Regions from separate parts of the Mus musculus genome. Here region 2 is linked to region 1. Evidence: chromatin loops called from intact Hi-C (ENCODE). Cell type or tissue: left cerebral cortex. All regions are shown on one strand.

Region 1 (8,000 bases):
GAGGAGGAGATGGTAAGCGGACCGGAAGTAGGGGATGCTGAGAGGGCCGGAAGTGGAGATGGTGAACTGACCGGAAGTAGGAGATGATGAGCGACCCGAAAGAGGTGGTGGTGAGTGGACCGGAAGGAGTAGATGATTCTCAGTATTCCAGATGATGTTATCACATAGGACTGTACTGATGTTCGTCGGATTTGTGTCAGAGATAAGAATGGAAGCTTTAGTTGGTTTCAGTTGCAGGGGGTTCAATCCCTGGTCACACGCCTCTTGCTTTGGGCTGTAGAAAGCAGAACATCATGGCAGAGAGCATGGGGCGGAGTGGGAAGTAGAGAAAAAAAAGAAGGAACAGGAGTCTCAATATCTACACCCCATAACCTTTCTTCCCCTAGGCTCAAATTCTAAAGGTATTACTACCTTCCACTATCAGCACAGGCTCGTGGCAAATACCTTTTTTAGCACATAACTCGTGAGAGGCATTTACTACCCAAATCATAACAGACAAGACATTAAAAACAAATAGACTGATTACTATACACAGATTTGTAAAATCAGTTGGATAGCCTTTCAAGACACCAAATGTAAATGAAGTACTTTTCCTTTTCTTTGTTTTTGTTTTGCTTTGTTTCTTTGAAACAGGGACTCATGTTGCCCAGGACAGTTTGGAACTCACTATATAGAGGAAGATGACCTTGCCTCCCGACTCTGCTTCCCAAGATCTGGGATTTCAGATGTGTGTCCCCAGGGTGGGTGACAGGGTTTCTGTTGCTGCAACAAAACACCATGACCAAAAAGCAAGTTGGGAAGGAAAGGGTTTATTGGGCTCCCACTTCCATATTGTTGTTCATCATGGAAGAAAGTCAGGACAGGAGCTCAAACAGGGCAGGAACCTGGAGGCAGGAGCTGATGCAGAGGCCATGGAGGGGTGCTGCTTACTGGCTTGGTTCACATGACTTGCTCAGTCTGCTTTCTTATAGAACCCAGGACCACTAGCCCAGGAATGGCTCCACCCACAATGGGCTGAGCCCCTTCCCCTGATCACTAACCAAGAAAAGGCTTTACAGCCAGATCTTATGGAGGTATTTTCTCAATTGAGGTTCCCTTCTTTTAGATAACTACAGCTCATGTCAAGTTGACATAGAGCTGACAAGATAATAAGCATAAGTTGAATTTAAAATTAACCATTATTATGGAAAACCCTAAGTGTATACAAAGGCACCAGGACAGTACAGAGAGTCATGCCCCCATTAGAGAATAGCTTGGAGAAACAACACTCTCATTGGCCAACATTCTCCATATAACACCAACTCCATCCTCTCTTTCTTATCACTTTTAAATCAATTCCAGGCTTATATCATTTAACCCATTTAACCCACACAGTTCTAGAAAAACAAAACAAAACAAAACAAGAAAGGACTCTTGACGTAACTGTGAGGTCATTTTTCTTGTCTAGTTTCATATTAACTTGACACAAGCTGTAGTCACCAGAAAGGGGGATGTAAATGGCACTTTTAAATGCTATTTAATAAATATTCATTATTAATATGACCCGGCCACCTTAGCACAATTACACCCAATCTATTGTCTATACACAGACTGCTAACTCCCCAGCCATGCTCCCTAAGTACTTGCTGTTTGAGTCTTGCCTAGGTTATTTCTGCGCCATCAAGGGACATAGAGTTTGGCCATGTGTTCCTGGTCCATCTCACCTAATGGAGACCTCATTTTCTCTGTCTTTCTTTCTCCTTCTCCTCCATTCTCTTTCTCCTTCCTCCTCCTCTCTCCTCGTGGTCCTTACTTGAGACCCTCAGCCCAGTAGTAACCAAAGTACCTCTATTCTCCCCAGTAATTATCTGTAGTCCCTTTTATTTAACCAATAGCTTTAAATTGGGGAGCAAGGTTTATACAACAAACGTATGTGAGAATCTGCTCACCAGTGGCAACCAGATCTTGGGGTTCAGAATTTAGCATTTGTAGACACAGCACCAGACCAACTCTCAACAGAAAATGCCTCCATAAAGTCCAACTACAGGTAAGCCTACAGGGCATTTTCTTAATTGGTGATTAATGGGAGAGGGCCCAGCCCATTGTGGGTGGGGTCATCCCTGGGCTTGTGGTCCTGGGTTCTATAAGGAAGCAGGCTGAGCAAGCCATGGGGATCAAGACAGTAAGAAGCACCCTTCCATGGCCTCGGCATCAGCTCCTGCCTGCAGGTTCCTGCTCTATTTGAGTTCTTACCTGGGCTTCCCCCAATAGACTGTGACTCAGGATATGTAAACCCTTTCTCCCCAAGTTGCTTTTATCATGATGTTTCATCACAGCAGTAGAAACATAACTAAGACATTATGGCACCTAAAAATCCAAAGAATTCTTAAGTATACTGACGATGTTTTCATAGTTTTCAAGTTCTTACTTGTTTTACGGTTGTAAATTTTGAGTTAATTATAATTAGTTAATATGATCTATGTGTCATTTAAATTATAGATTCCACTCTACTTTCTAATTTTAGTTTATTTATTCCTAACTTTAGTTTATTTCGTCTTTTAGTTTATGCTCAGAAAATTGGGTCACTTGGTCCTGTTTCCCATGGTGTTGATTCTGCTGTGTCCTCCTGTTGTGGGTTCTTGTGTTTCATGGCTTTTCTATTTCCTGTTACTCAGTCCTTGAGTCTAGAGACTTAATCAGATTCAGGTTTCATTCTTCCGTTTGGCAAGGCCAGTTCTGTGTCTCTCAGGACACAGAATGTTCACTTGTCTCTTTTTGATGCCAGTAGTTATAGATCCATCAGTCCTGGGGCTGGCGAAAATAATGCCAGATGGAATTCTATCAGTGCTTCCTCATTTACTAGTTGGGAGATGCCAACAAAGAGGAATATTCCCCTTAGCCAGTGGTATAGTTTACATAAGGAGGCAGGACAGTTGATCAATCTTTCCATTTATGGATCAGTTTTCAATGAGCTGGTTCCCTGCAGCCCCCACAGAGATCTAGTTTTCAGAGATAATCATTGCTAATTATTAACTTGTGGACATATATATGGAAAATATAATTTTAAGATAATACATGAAAAATGATTTCATTTTAATAAATAAAAATAGACATGAATAAATATAATCTTCTATATAACCCTGGATATAGCAAGCACAGATAGGAAGAGCTGTTACCATAAAGATGACAATTCTAAAAAGGGTGCAGTGGCATTTAGGACCAGCCTGGGGGACCTAGCAAGCTTCTTTCTTTCTTTCTTTTACTATTTTTATTTATTTATTTATTTTATCTATTTTGGGGTTTTTTTGGTTTTTTTTTTCCCCCGAGACAGGGAGTTCTACGGGAACTCCATCTGTAGACCAGGCTGGTATTGAACTCACAGAGATCTGCCTGCCTCTGTCTCTGAGTGCTGGGATTAAAGGTGTGCACCACAGCCTAGCTGCAAGGTTCTTTCTGGAAGGAAGGAAGAGATGGAGGGAGAGAGAGAGGAAGGGAAGGAAGGAGGGAAGAAGGGAGGAAGGGAGGGAGGGAGAAAGAGAAAGAAAGAAAGCAAGCAAGCAAGCAAAGGCAAGACAAGACAAGACAAGACAATGATCCATAAATTAATCTATCAATTTGAAGCAATCATAAAAGTCCCATCAGATGAGCTGACACACATCTTCAATCCCACAGTTGGAAAGCTGAAACAGGAAGACTGAGTTCCAGGCAAGCCTGGGCTACATAGTGAGACCAAATCAAAGGTAATTCGATCACAGGGACACCTCTCTTGTGAAAGCTTAGTGTAGTTCCCTCAGTGGGTTAATGGCTTCGAGAGCAAGTTGTTATAAATCAAATTCAGCTTCCCTAGCTTGCTCTCTTGATGCGTAATACCACTGGCTCTTCCATATGTCTCTTTCTTTTCTTCCATAAAGCCATGATTCTTCATAAATAAATGCTTCATTTCATTATTGGAAAAATGTGAATCAAATATGTGAGACTATTCAAATCTTACACGACTAAATAGAAAGTCCATGGGTAATGAGTATACAAGGTTTTTGTTCTACACCCTGCATCGTTTATTTTATAGATGTCAAAATTCAATGCCTAAATACCAAGTTATTTTCCTAAGGGAAAGAAACCCCCTTCTCTAGCTCACACAGATCAGTTCTGATCATACAGGGTGGAGTAACACCAGTGTAAGCCTCCACTTCTGGATGGTACAATTGCGCCCTCTGGTGGTCATCATGTGCTCTGTACCCAAGCTCAGAAAAATAGTACAAGGCAGAGCATGCCTTCAATGAGAATGTGTCATGCCCCATCCCCTCTCCTTCCCTACTCCCAGGCAGCCATGTTCAATAAAGAAATTCTCACAGAGGTCCCCTTGTCATGGAGATACCTTAGGTACTATAATCATCTCCTACTACCCAATAATATCCCATATAGAAAGCAAAAGAAACTCTCAGGTACATTTCTCAGTTACATTGGACACTTATAGACTCTCCCCACTCCAAAGGCTGGAGGTGATGTGTGTGAGAGTATTACCTCAGTGTGCGAGAATGGCCAACGGGAGCCCAGTTACAAAGGAACCCTGGGGGTCGGGGAGCACTATCAAACTGAACACTGTTTAAAGCAGTTTGCTTTTAGTGTTATAACCACACTGGGCTTTTAAGGAAACAATTTAAACATACTTAAATCTTCTAATCTAACATAATATTCTTTTGTCTATTTTCTCTTCCAATCCTTAGCCATCTAGTTTTTTTGTGATTGTTGTTTGATTTTTGAGATGGGTGTGAATGTTCACTCTGGCCGGCCTGGTATGCGAAGCAATCCTTCTCTAGGTTTTAATGAATTCTATCACTTTTCTACTTTTCTATAGTCTATATTTTTTTATTGTTATACCATAAATACTTTCTACACTTTCAGTATTTATCTTTCTTTTCTTTCCTATTTATTAATCTCCTGAGTAGTATCAAGGTTTGAATACAGCGAGAAAGACATTCTACCTGTGAGTTGTTCCTAGCCCTTACCTATAAATTTAAGTACCACACTCATGTATAAGTCACTTCCCAAGTCTGTTAAACTGTCTCTAATTTTTCATTGCCAACAAATAAAATAAGTACATTTTTATAAAAGTTAAGGGGCTGGTGAGATGGCTCAGTGGGTAAGAGCACCCGACTGCTCTTCCGAAGGTCAGGAGTTCAAATCCCAGCAACCACATGGTGGCTCACAACCACCCATAACAAGATCTGACTCCCTCTTCTGGAGTGTCTGAGGACAGCTACAGTGTAATAAATAAATAAATAAATAAATAAATAAATATTTAAAAGTTGACTTGTCGGGCCTGGTATGGTGGCACACACTTTTAATCCCAGCACTTGGGAGGCGGAGGCAGGCGAATTTCTGAGCTCGAGGCCAGCCTGGTCTACAGAGTGAGTTCCAGGACAACCAGGGCTACACAGAGAAACCCTGTCTCGGAAAAAACAAACAAACAAACAAACAAACAAAAAGGTTGCCTTGTCTTTTCGGATTGTTTCCATCTGCTACATAGCCAGGAGAGAGTCCTGTTTAAAGGCTAAAATAGTTTTCTGGTTCTAGACACATACTGTCTCTTTCCTAGAGGATACCTTAGTGAGTTTAATGTCACCTACCACAGGCCATCTTTGGTCCCCACGTGGGTTTGTTACTCTCATCTGCATTGTGTACAGCTTTAGCATAGACATTTCCCCTCGCCTGATTTCCTTCTGGTAAAACTGCCTGGGCCATTTGCTGATGGAGGATTCTCTGTTTTCACAGACCCAGAACTAAGGAACAAGACCCTTGCCTGCCTCAGTACTTCCCTGGCTGAGTACAACCAGCCCTCTGAGGCTGACACCTTAAAGAGCATGTAAGTGTGCAACGTACAGTGACTTGGACTCTCCTTTTCATCCATGTGCCTTCGGGCTTTTGTTTGTTTGGCTTTTGTTTTGTTTCACGAGATAACATGCTGGCAGTTGGGTTTAAAGGAAAGAGGCCCCTAGGTAGATTGCACATTGATGATTGAGCTGTTTCAAACCACATCCCCCAGCTTAGGTTAGAGTAGAAGGGTGGGGGGTAAATGTTAACCATCTAGAAGCAGCTTTTTTGTGTGTCCATGCACCTGAGGTTTACTGAGACTCTGGAAGGCTTTGGACAACCACTGTGGACAATTTCATTAACTCTGGATAGAATAAAGTTGGCCGGACACCACCTTGGCGTCTTCTCATCCCTGCCTACACAGGCACACCTTCCCTATGAGCTTACTGCGAACTTGCTGGCCTGCAGCCCAGGCAGCCTGGCACGGTCCTTTGTCCTCAGTCTCCTTTGGTTGTGGCCTTTGCTGTAGACTTCTTTGCCGCCAGCTGGAACTAGATCCTATTGTGGATTCCATGAGCCAGGGTTGACTTGAAACCAACAATCTAAAGACTCTCTTAGATCAAAAGGTTTTGGACAGAAACAGAAGCAAAAGGAGAAGAGAGCCTTGATGATGGAGGTAGCCTATTAAAGGAGTTGTTTGTCTGTTTGTTTGTTTTAATTTTCTATCCCTTTTCCCTCAACATATTTTAAACAGGTTATTACAGCTCCCCTCCCCCTAGCCAAACCAATAAAATAATCAAACAATTCTTTTTTTTAATCAAGAGGACAATAAAACAGATATAGCACTACACAAATTTCATTACAGTTATTGTGATTAAAATTCAGATTTAACACAGATTCCTAAGTGAAAAAGAGAAAAACAGCAATGTAGTCAGGACTGTGGTGCTCATTGCAGCCTACTTGTTCCTTGGGGAAAGTAGAAGTTTTCCTAGCACCAAATTCTAACCCAGACTTCTGTGGGTTTTTATAGAGTGACACTGAATGATTTAAAGACTCATGTATTTACAGGAAATTCCATACCTCATTCAACAAATATTTTTTTTAAGTTTCCACAGTAAAACCCCTGGGATAGCACACTGCAATAAATACATTGGAAGAAAAAGAAAGACTAGACCCAGCACCCAGCAGGCACAGTATCACTGCCGCTGTCCTTGCAACCCACAGGCATTGGTCAGTGGTAGCAATGACAACTGGGACACACAAGAGAAGGCACACATGACCTTGTAGTGGCTGAATCCAATTAAGAATGAAACTCAGGGATGCCAAAGGAATGATTGGGACAACTGCATATTTCCAAGATCATCTTTCTGAAAGGCCACTTTTTTTTTCCAGCCAAGCCTTTGATAGAGGACATTTCAGTTGTGTGGTTCTGTTGTTAATTAAAGGCATAGAATGATCTGATTGCGCCATGTTCCCCTATTCATTGATTTCCAGGGTTGATTCAGTTGATCTGGCTGGCTAGGTGGGTGTCCCCTTCCTCCTTCACTGTTCCATGTCTATCCCTCACAGAGCTGCCAGCCCCACTACTGAGAACAACTTTTTTTGTTTGTTTGTTTGTTGTTTTTTTGTTTTGTTTTGTTTTTGTTTTTTCGAGACAGGGGTTCTCTGTTTAGCCCTGGCTGTCCTGGAGCTCACTTTGTAGACCAGGCTGGCCTCGAACTCAGAAATCCGCCTGCCTCTGCCTCCCGAGTGCTGGGATTAAAGGCGTGCGCCACTATGCCCGGCTCCGAGGACAACTTTTACCCAATAGAGGAGAGCCTGTTTTTCTTTGGTCAAAGGCATCCAGGAGTTTCACTTGAATTTCCCTACTAAAACCTCCAAACAAGCTCTCAAAGGTGTAAACATGCAATGAAAAGAAGCAAATTATTTTGCCAACTGTCTATGTTTTAGGGCTTACTTTAAGGAACCCACCAATGAGAAGACCACCATCTCCCTTATGCAGGAACAGGTTGCCTGCGTATGACAAATATCTCAACAGTCTGCTCTGTGGGCCTTTCTTTCTTTTTTTTTTTTAAGATTTATTTATTATTATATCCAAGTACACTGTAGCTGTCTTCAGATGCACCAGAAGAGGGCATCAGATCTCATTACGGATGGTTGTGAGCCACCATGTGGTTGCTGGGAATTAACTCAGGACCTTTGGAAGAGCA
Region 2 (8,000 bases), 370 kb before region 1:
CCTTTGCTTGCACGTGTGCTTCATGTTTTATATTATTATTATTATTGTTGAATATTGATGTACTGTTTACTTATGCTTAATTTTCATTGTGAAGTTACTGTAGTGTTATCAGTTCCCACAATGTCTTTTATTCCACTGTCCTGCATACAGAGTAAGATAGCAACTGGTGGTGTTTAAAAGCGTACGTGAGGGAAATGGCTGTGTTCTCCAATTCAGGATTCCTGAAGTATTGGACATTGTTTGCACAGAAATGTCAAATATCCAATTTCTATGTTTCGTTTTATAGCTTTCAACTCTATTTTCTCAAGGGCTAGAAATATAGTTTAGGGATAGACCCTTACTTAGCATGCACAGGCTATGTAGGAAAAATATATTCCATGTTCCTTGCTCTGATAATAGGTTCCTGCCTCCTATTCTGGCTTTTCCCACACTAAGGACCTCACCTCTAAAACAATATTGTACGTGTAGTGGATCAAGACTCAACCATTTTGGGATGCCCAGGAGTGCTAAGTGATGCTGTGTGTAAGTCCACGTGCTAAAAGGACTGGAAAGCAATGGCCTAAAAATCACTTCCCAGGCAGGGAAGTCTGTTTACAAGGTGTTGCTGTGAGAGATGGCTTGGCTTGTATAACATTGCAGTTATACAGGACCACTGTCTAAGGCAGTAAGGGACTCTCACAGAGATCTGCCTGCCTTCATCTCCCAAGTGCTGGAATTATAGGTTTTCACCACCATGTCCAGTTTTGACTTTTTTAAATTACATTTGTATTTTGTGTGTATGGGAAGGGCTGGGAGTGGGACACGAACTGACTTTCATGGAAGCTGGAGGGCAAATTTTAGGAGACCTTTTTCTCTTCTCACTATGTGGGGCTCAGGGGTCAAACTCAGTTTTCAGTGTGACTGACTTTCTAAATGATTCAAATACTGAGAATGGTGGCACAGACCTGTGATCCCAGCAACCAGGAGGCTGAGACAAGAGGTCACTAGAAGTTAGAAGCCAGACTTGAGCATACAGTGAGCTCTGAGCAGCCAGGATGATATAGCAAGAACTTGTCTCAGCTCCCTCCCACTCTCGGAAGGTTGTGCTTTTTATATAAACAACAGAAGTATGAATCCAGCAGACTTGGGTCCGATAATGAGGAACTTGTTACGTATTTAATCCAAGTCTCCTGTCAAAGTGGAAGAGGAAAGTGACAGTAAGAAGGCAGAGGATCTTAGGAAGCTGAGACAGGAGTATCGGCTGGAGTTCTAGGACAGCCTAATGCTCTGAGGACCAGTTTCTATGAAGTCATGGAGCTTGGAACCAAGCATCTTCCCAACAATGACAACACGAGCTGTCACAACAATGATGCCTGTTGTAATTTTATTGAAAACCTACCTATTCTGGTGAGAAATGGGCAGGGAGATAGATGACAGACAGACAGACAGATGGATGAACTGACAGGTGTTAGATGATAGAGATGATAGATAGACAGACAGATGGGCAGATAGACAGATAGATAGATGTTAGATGATACACAAATAAATAGATGTTAGATGATAGAGATGATAGGTGATAGTTGATAGATGATTAATAGATATATAGATTGATATGTATAGATTCTGTGTGAATGATTTTAAGAATTTTTTTTAATTCAGGGCATTCTGGTTTGTTTGTTTGTTTGTTTGTTTGTTTTTAAGTTGTTGTTGATTCGTTTTGTGGTTCTCTTTGAAACAGGGTCTGAGGGCTAGCAAGATGGCTCAGTGGTAAGAGCACTGACTGCTCTTCCAAAGGTCCTGAGTTCAAAACCCAGCAACCACATGGTGGCTCACAACCATCTGTAATGAGATCTGATGCCCTTTTCTTTTCTTTTCTTTTCTTTTCTTTTCTTTTCTTTTCTTTTCTTTTCTTTCTTTTCTTTTCCTTTCTCTCTCTCTCTCTCTCTCTCTCTCTCTCTCTCTCTCTCTCTCTCTTTCTTTCTTTCTTTCTTTTTTTTCTTGGAGACAGGGTTTCTCTGTGTAGACCTGGCTGTCCTGGAACTCACTTTGTAGAACAGGCTGGCCTCATACTCAGAAATCTGCCTGCCTCTGCCTCCCAAGTGCTGGGATTAAAGGTGTGCACCACCACGCCTGGTTTGACGCCCTTTTCTAGCTCATCTGAAGACAGCTACAGTGTACTTGTGTATAATAATAAATAAATCTTTGGGCCAGAGTGAACAGGGACTGAGCAGGCAGAGTTGACCAGAAGAAGTGGGGCTAACCAGAGCGAGCACAAGTCCTAAAATTCAATTCCCAACAACCACATGAAGGCTTACAACCATCTGTACAGCTACATTGTACTCATATGCATAAAATAAATACATAATTTTTTAAAGAAAGAAACAAAGAAGCAAAAGAAAGAAAGAAGGAAGGAAGGAAGGAAGGAAGGAAGGAAGGAAGGAAGGAAGGAAGGAAGGAAGGAAGGAAGGGAGTCTGAATATGTAATTCAAGTTGGCCTTAAGCTGGAAATCCTCCTGCCTCAGCCATCTTGTGTGTTACAAAATTGCACCACCAGCTACTTTATGTCACCCCACACACACACCCAAGGTCTAACTATTTATGCAGGCTGTCGCCAATCTTATGACAATCCTCCTGCCTCAGCTGTCCCAGTGCTGGGGTTGCATGCATGAGCTACTACCTCGGAGTTTTTGTCTCATTCTTTTATGACAAGAGTAAGACACTACAGGCATTGTTATGGTTTTGTTTCTTCACTTCATCGTGTATCTTGATCACCACTCTGTCATTAAAATAGCATTCTATTTGTACCTAAGTATTAGCATTCCATTATGTGGGTACTAGGGCTTGTTTTCAATATTTCTGATTGTATTTTTCATGTTAGTACTGTGGAACATCTGAGATCACCCACATATTAAAGAAAAATTATTAGATGTTATTTGTTATGAAATATTGTGATATAATGTGGTGGGAGTACAGGACTACCTGGCAGGCCCCTGCCAAGATGTTCCCCTGAGAAACCATGCCATGTGACAGACCTAATATAAAAAAGATCTATTGTGGGGGAAGATCCAGCAGGGACCTGGAAAAGGGCTAGAGGCAGAGAATGGGGGAGGGAGAGGGGAGACAAAAACAGGAAGAGAGAAAGAGAGACCAACTAGCAACACATAGAAACAGAGATTCGAAGAAGAGGAGGGAGGGGGCTGGGGTAGTGAGCAGTCTTTTTTTTTTTTTTTTTTTTTTTTTAATTCACTTTACATCCCGCTCACTGCCCCCCTCTCGGTACCCCCTCCCACAATCCTTTTCTAGTCCCCGGTCTCCTTCTCCTGGGGGGGGGGGGGGGACCGGCAGTGCCCAGTGAGTAGTCTTCTTATGTGCTGCCACACCTGGCTTTTAACCTGGCTGGCCACCTGGTGATGACGAAAGCTGTTGCTGGGTAGCTGTTGGGAGGAGCCTATTGGAACTGTCTGTAAGCCAATATTATTCCCCTTCCCCAAAGTACTAAATTTAATAAAAATTAAAAAATAAATAAAAATTTTATTTCTCTCGAGGAAACGGGTGAAATATGCAAACTCTCAAACACAGTAGTTTGAATTCACAACATTTGAGAACGGAAAACGGACCGCCAAAATATGATAGGAAAAACTAAACTGAAATTATCAATAGCCTATAATTTTATTGCTAAGTTAAAAAAAAGGGGGGGGGGCAGAGTGGCTGTGATGCACACACCTGCAATCCTAGTACTCAGAGGTGGAGGCAGGAAGATCAGGAATTCATCCGTATTCTTGGCTACACGTGAGACTTCCTCAAACCATCAAATCGATAGATAGATAAATAAGTAAAAGAATGAATGAACGAACCATTTGTTTTAACCCAGCTTCTCTGGAAAGAGACTGAAAAGAGAGAGGAGGAGCGGTAAATGCAAGCCCAGGGAAGGCGGGGTGGGGGAGCGGGAGTGGGGGTGGAGGAGAGAAAGAGGGCGGGTGGGGAGTAAAGAATGAAGTGGGGGATACGGGGGGGGGGGGGGGGGGAGGGAAACGATGCAGTTAGGAGTGAGCCATGCTGAGCTGGCCTGAGGGATCTTGCTGCAATCTGAATCGAGCTACAGTCCGTGTGTGTCCATTTAAGTGGGTAGCAAGCACAGGGACCTCTCAGTTCCACGAGCTTCGTTCGGGCGGCTCTTCTCTGCAGGGGACAGTAGCAACAGTGTGCATGCCCCAGGCGGCCAGGGCCTAGGATGCCCACCAGGCTGCGGAAGGTACAGCCTCCTTGATCTGAAGTATAAACTGCTAAGATGCTGTTTGCAAGGAAATCATCTCCATCTCTGTCCTTATTCAGAAATCTTTGTAACAAAAATGATTGTTTTGGACACAGAGCTTAAAAAAAAAAATCGTAAAGAGTCACCCAGTGTTTTTCCTTGACCTTCAGCAAACCATGAATTATTAAATTTTGAAAATTCTGAAGGATATTTTACAGTTTCCCTTCAGATGTCCTCTCTAGTTGGTAAACAACAATTTAATCCTTCAGAAATAAACCATCTACACACACACACACACACACACACACACACACATACACATATATACAAAGAGAAGTTAATTAACTAAAATAATCCTCTATTCAAGCATGTTTGTGAGTTAACTACACAATTCCTTCAGCTTACACAAATGCTGGCCATTTTGAATTTTTAAAACTTATTTGGTTTGGTGTGTCACCTGTACTTCTGGCAATTGGGAGGCTGAAGCCAGAGGCTTGCCACAAGTGCCAGACTTCTGAGGGCTACCTAGTGAGTTCCAGTCTAGCCTGGGCTACAGAATGAAATACTCTTCCACCCCTTCCCACACCCTAATCTAAAATTTATGAAATTATCTTAAAGCAGAACTTAGCTTATATTTCTTTCTTTCGTTTTTTTTAGTAAGGTCTTAATATGTAGTGCAGCCTGGCCTCAGACTCAGGATCCTTCTGTCTCACGTTCCTAAATGCCCAGATGATACATAGGTCTCTGTCACCACATCCAGCTAGGATGTAATTTGTCTATGACAAAATCCACCATCATCTTTGAGGAAAGAATCAACAAGTTGCATATGTCATGGTGTGCACATGGCCCTCAGAGGACAACTTGCCAAAGTTAGTCGGTTCCCTCTTCCCACCTTTAGGTTCCAATATGGAAAGTCAGGTCAGCAGTTTTGGTGCAGAGTCATCTACCCAATGGACCAGCTCACCAGATCTGAATGAGCGTTCCTGACAAATTTTATTACAATGAATACGTGAAAAATTATTATGATGAGAAAGAACTTCTCTCTCAGTTGTATGTCAGTCAAAAGTTTAGCTGCTTTTGAGGTGTAACTGATTTTATGCCTAGTCCCTATCCATTGTGCATCATTGGTCTCTTACTTTCTCTCTCTAAGTGTCTCAAACTTTATTTAGTAAATCCTTGAATGGACTTGCCTTAGATCGTATGTAGCAAATTGTTTCTCTTTTTGTCTTTGTTTTGACTCTGGAACCCAGACTGACCTCTAACTCATGGCAATCGTCTTGCTTGTTTCCCAAGTGCTGACAATGAAGGCATGGACCCTATACCTTGCTTGCTTGCTTGTAGCTATTTTGAAATAAAACTTAAAATATATGCTCAAGGTTAATGTCTTAGGGTTTCCATGGCTGTGAAGAAACACCGTGACCATCGCAACTCTTATAAAGGAAAACACTTAGCTGGGGCTGGCTTACAGTTTCAGAGGGTCAGTCCATTAGCATCAAGGCAAGAAGCATGGTGGTGATGTGCAGGCAGATATGGTGCAGGAGAAAGAGCTGAGAGTTCTACATTTTGATCCACAGGCAGCAGGAGACTACTGGGGCTAGCTTGAGCATATGAGACTTCAAAGACCACTTTTACAATGAAACACTTCCTCCAACAAAGGCACACCTACTCCAACAAAGCCACACCTCCTAATGCCTTCACTGCCTATGGGCCAAACATTCAAATGTATGAGTCTATGGGGGCCATTTCTATTCAAACCACTACAATTAGATCACATAAAAGTAAAGATTTAACGGAGGAAAGTTCAGAAGTTAACTATCCAGGGTACTGTTGTGATAACACATAGCCCCCTTTCTCATATTGTTGTGTATGTTATTGTGATTGACATATTATGATGGAAATAATATTATGCACCTCTCATAGAAAAAGAGTTCTATCTACAATCACAGACTACAAAGCAGTTTGATCCAGATTAGATTCCTAGAAATGCCAAGTACTAATATAGTATTTATAGACACTAAACATTAATTATACTGATATGAAAGGAAGGGAGGAATGGGGGAATGAGGAGATATGTGCATGTACACACACATCACACTCTCACACACACCACACTCTCACAAACTCTCACACAAACACTCACACATATACCAAACTCTCACACACACCACACTCACACACACCACACTCTCACACAGTTTCTGTTTCCTCTTTATTTGAAATTTGAAAAGAATCTCATTATGTAGTCCAGACTAGTCTTGAACTCATCACCCTGCTGTTTCAGTCTCCAAAGTACTGAGATTACAAGTGTGCCACTGGGGGTTGGGGAGATGGCTCAACAGTTAAGAGCACTGTCTGCTCTTCCAGAGGTCTTGGGTCCATCATACCCAGCTCAAACTCCGCTCTCCACCCTGACTCTCCACTATTTGTAGAGTATTAGCAACACAGGTAATCACTAGTGTTTGAAGGAATAGCTTTGCCCTGTCAGACTGAGATTGACTTTCGTTTGGAGGCAGAGAAGGAGTCAGAATCCTCAGCTCTCTTTCCATACCACCGTTCTGTGGTTCCTTTGACTCTAAAAGTTGGCTAGTTTGCAAACTCATTTTAATGTTGGAAAAACCAATCTGAGTCAGATGGCTCTCATCTGCAATCCCGGGACTGGAGAAGCTGAGGCAGGAGGATTACCTCCACTTGGAAACTAGCTGGGCTGCTGGGAGAGACTGCCTCAAAAGAAAAACAAGTTTGAAACCCAAGAGGCTTTCAGATGAAAGCAAGGGATAGAACACCCCTCAGCATGACCACTTTAGCCCCAGGGTAGGCCAATAAACACTAGGGTTATGCACATTCTGGGAAAGCGAGTGTATCCACAGAACTGACTTGTGGCTGGAGTGAGAGAGAGCTTACTCCAGTGTGCCCAGTTGTATTCTCTCGGGCAGAGCCTCCTTGTTTTTGAGTGTGCACACATGAGCGCTAGCTGCTGCGGTTCTGATGCATTCTTTGCACTGATGAGCTAAAACTGCTGAAGTCATGAGACTGCTCCAGGCAGAGCCCTCGTGTGAGTCACAGAGAAGCTCCTCTCTGCTGACCTCTGGCAGAGGGGGAGCAAATGAGAAGAGGCGGGTGGGAAGAGGTTCAAGGGCGGGTTTTCTCCTTGAACCTGGGCTAGTATGGGTCAAGAGCTGTGTGCAAAGAGGCTACAGCCAGGATGCAGTTGCTACCACCGTTCGGAGGGAGGGGAGGCGCACAGCTGTCAGAGAAGCCAGCCTGGAAGCACCGAGCCTGCTGTATTCGAGGTACTCGTATCCCGGGAGGAGCATCTTTCTTTATTAGTAAACCAAGCAATTCAGACAGACACTCCCTTTTGTAACAGAGTCTTATTCCTCTGCGGTAGGTCTAAACTCATAAAAAGAAAATTCTATTAAAGTCACAGAGGATTTATGGTTGTAGTTATCAAGTTTGGGGATGTACTTGTAAACCAGAAGAGGGGAATAAGCCTTGGGTTTGGCCGCTTTTGACTTGAAATAGAGAAAGTGGTTCTTCTCTGGACGTCTCTGAGCCACTAAATTGCAGGGCTGAACTGTAGAGGGCAAGCTGCCATACCGGTAGGTCCGCTGTGGATTCTCAGTTTCAGTAATTAGCTCGTGATTATTAGCAGTATCTTACTAAATTATTCTAAGGCATTACATTAAGTACCAAGGAAGGTGGGCAGGTACGGAGGAAACTGAGTTAAATGAAGAAATTGGGAGACACCCTTAAGGAGACTGGGTTAAAC

What was found. A loop is a pair of places that touch in the nucleus more often than their neighbours do. Peaks named below come from ENCODE experiments on the same cell type or tissue, not always from the same donor. Only the 100,000 strongest peaks of a DNase experiment are listed, where the experiment ranks them.
Region 2: it touches region 1 in a loop (2.4-fold over the local background); 31 of 42 quality-filtered maps call a loop at or near these places.

What each region holds. Positions count from the first base shown.
Region 1 is chr1:59,619,336-59,627,335 of GRCm38, forward strand. It overlaps Gm973 (predicted gene 973), which reads left to right. Exons shown (of 19, transcript NM_001357842.1): 12 at 5,752-5,842. It overlaps Gm33833 (a long non-coding RNA gene), which reads right to left and starts at 577. Exons shown (of 3, transcript XR_373431.3): 1 at 1-577. In left cerebral cortex, CTCF peaks have their summits at 4,198 (motif pointing left) and 7,949 (motif pointing right); a DNase peak (open chromatin) is centred at 4,189.
Region 2 is chr1:59,249,578-59,257,577 of GRCm38, forward strand. It overlaps Cdk15 (cyclin-dependent kinase 15), which reads left to right and starts at 7,329. Exons shown (of 14, transcript NM_001033373.3): 1 at 7,329-7,521. The coding sequence starts at 7,396. In left cerebral cortex, no CTCF peak of the experiment used is centred here; DNase peaks (open chromatin) are centred at 4,090 and 7,338.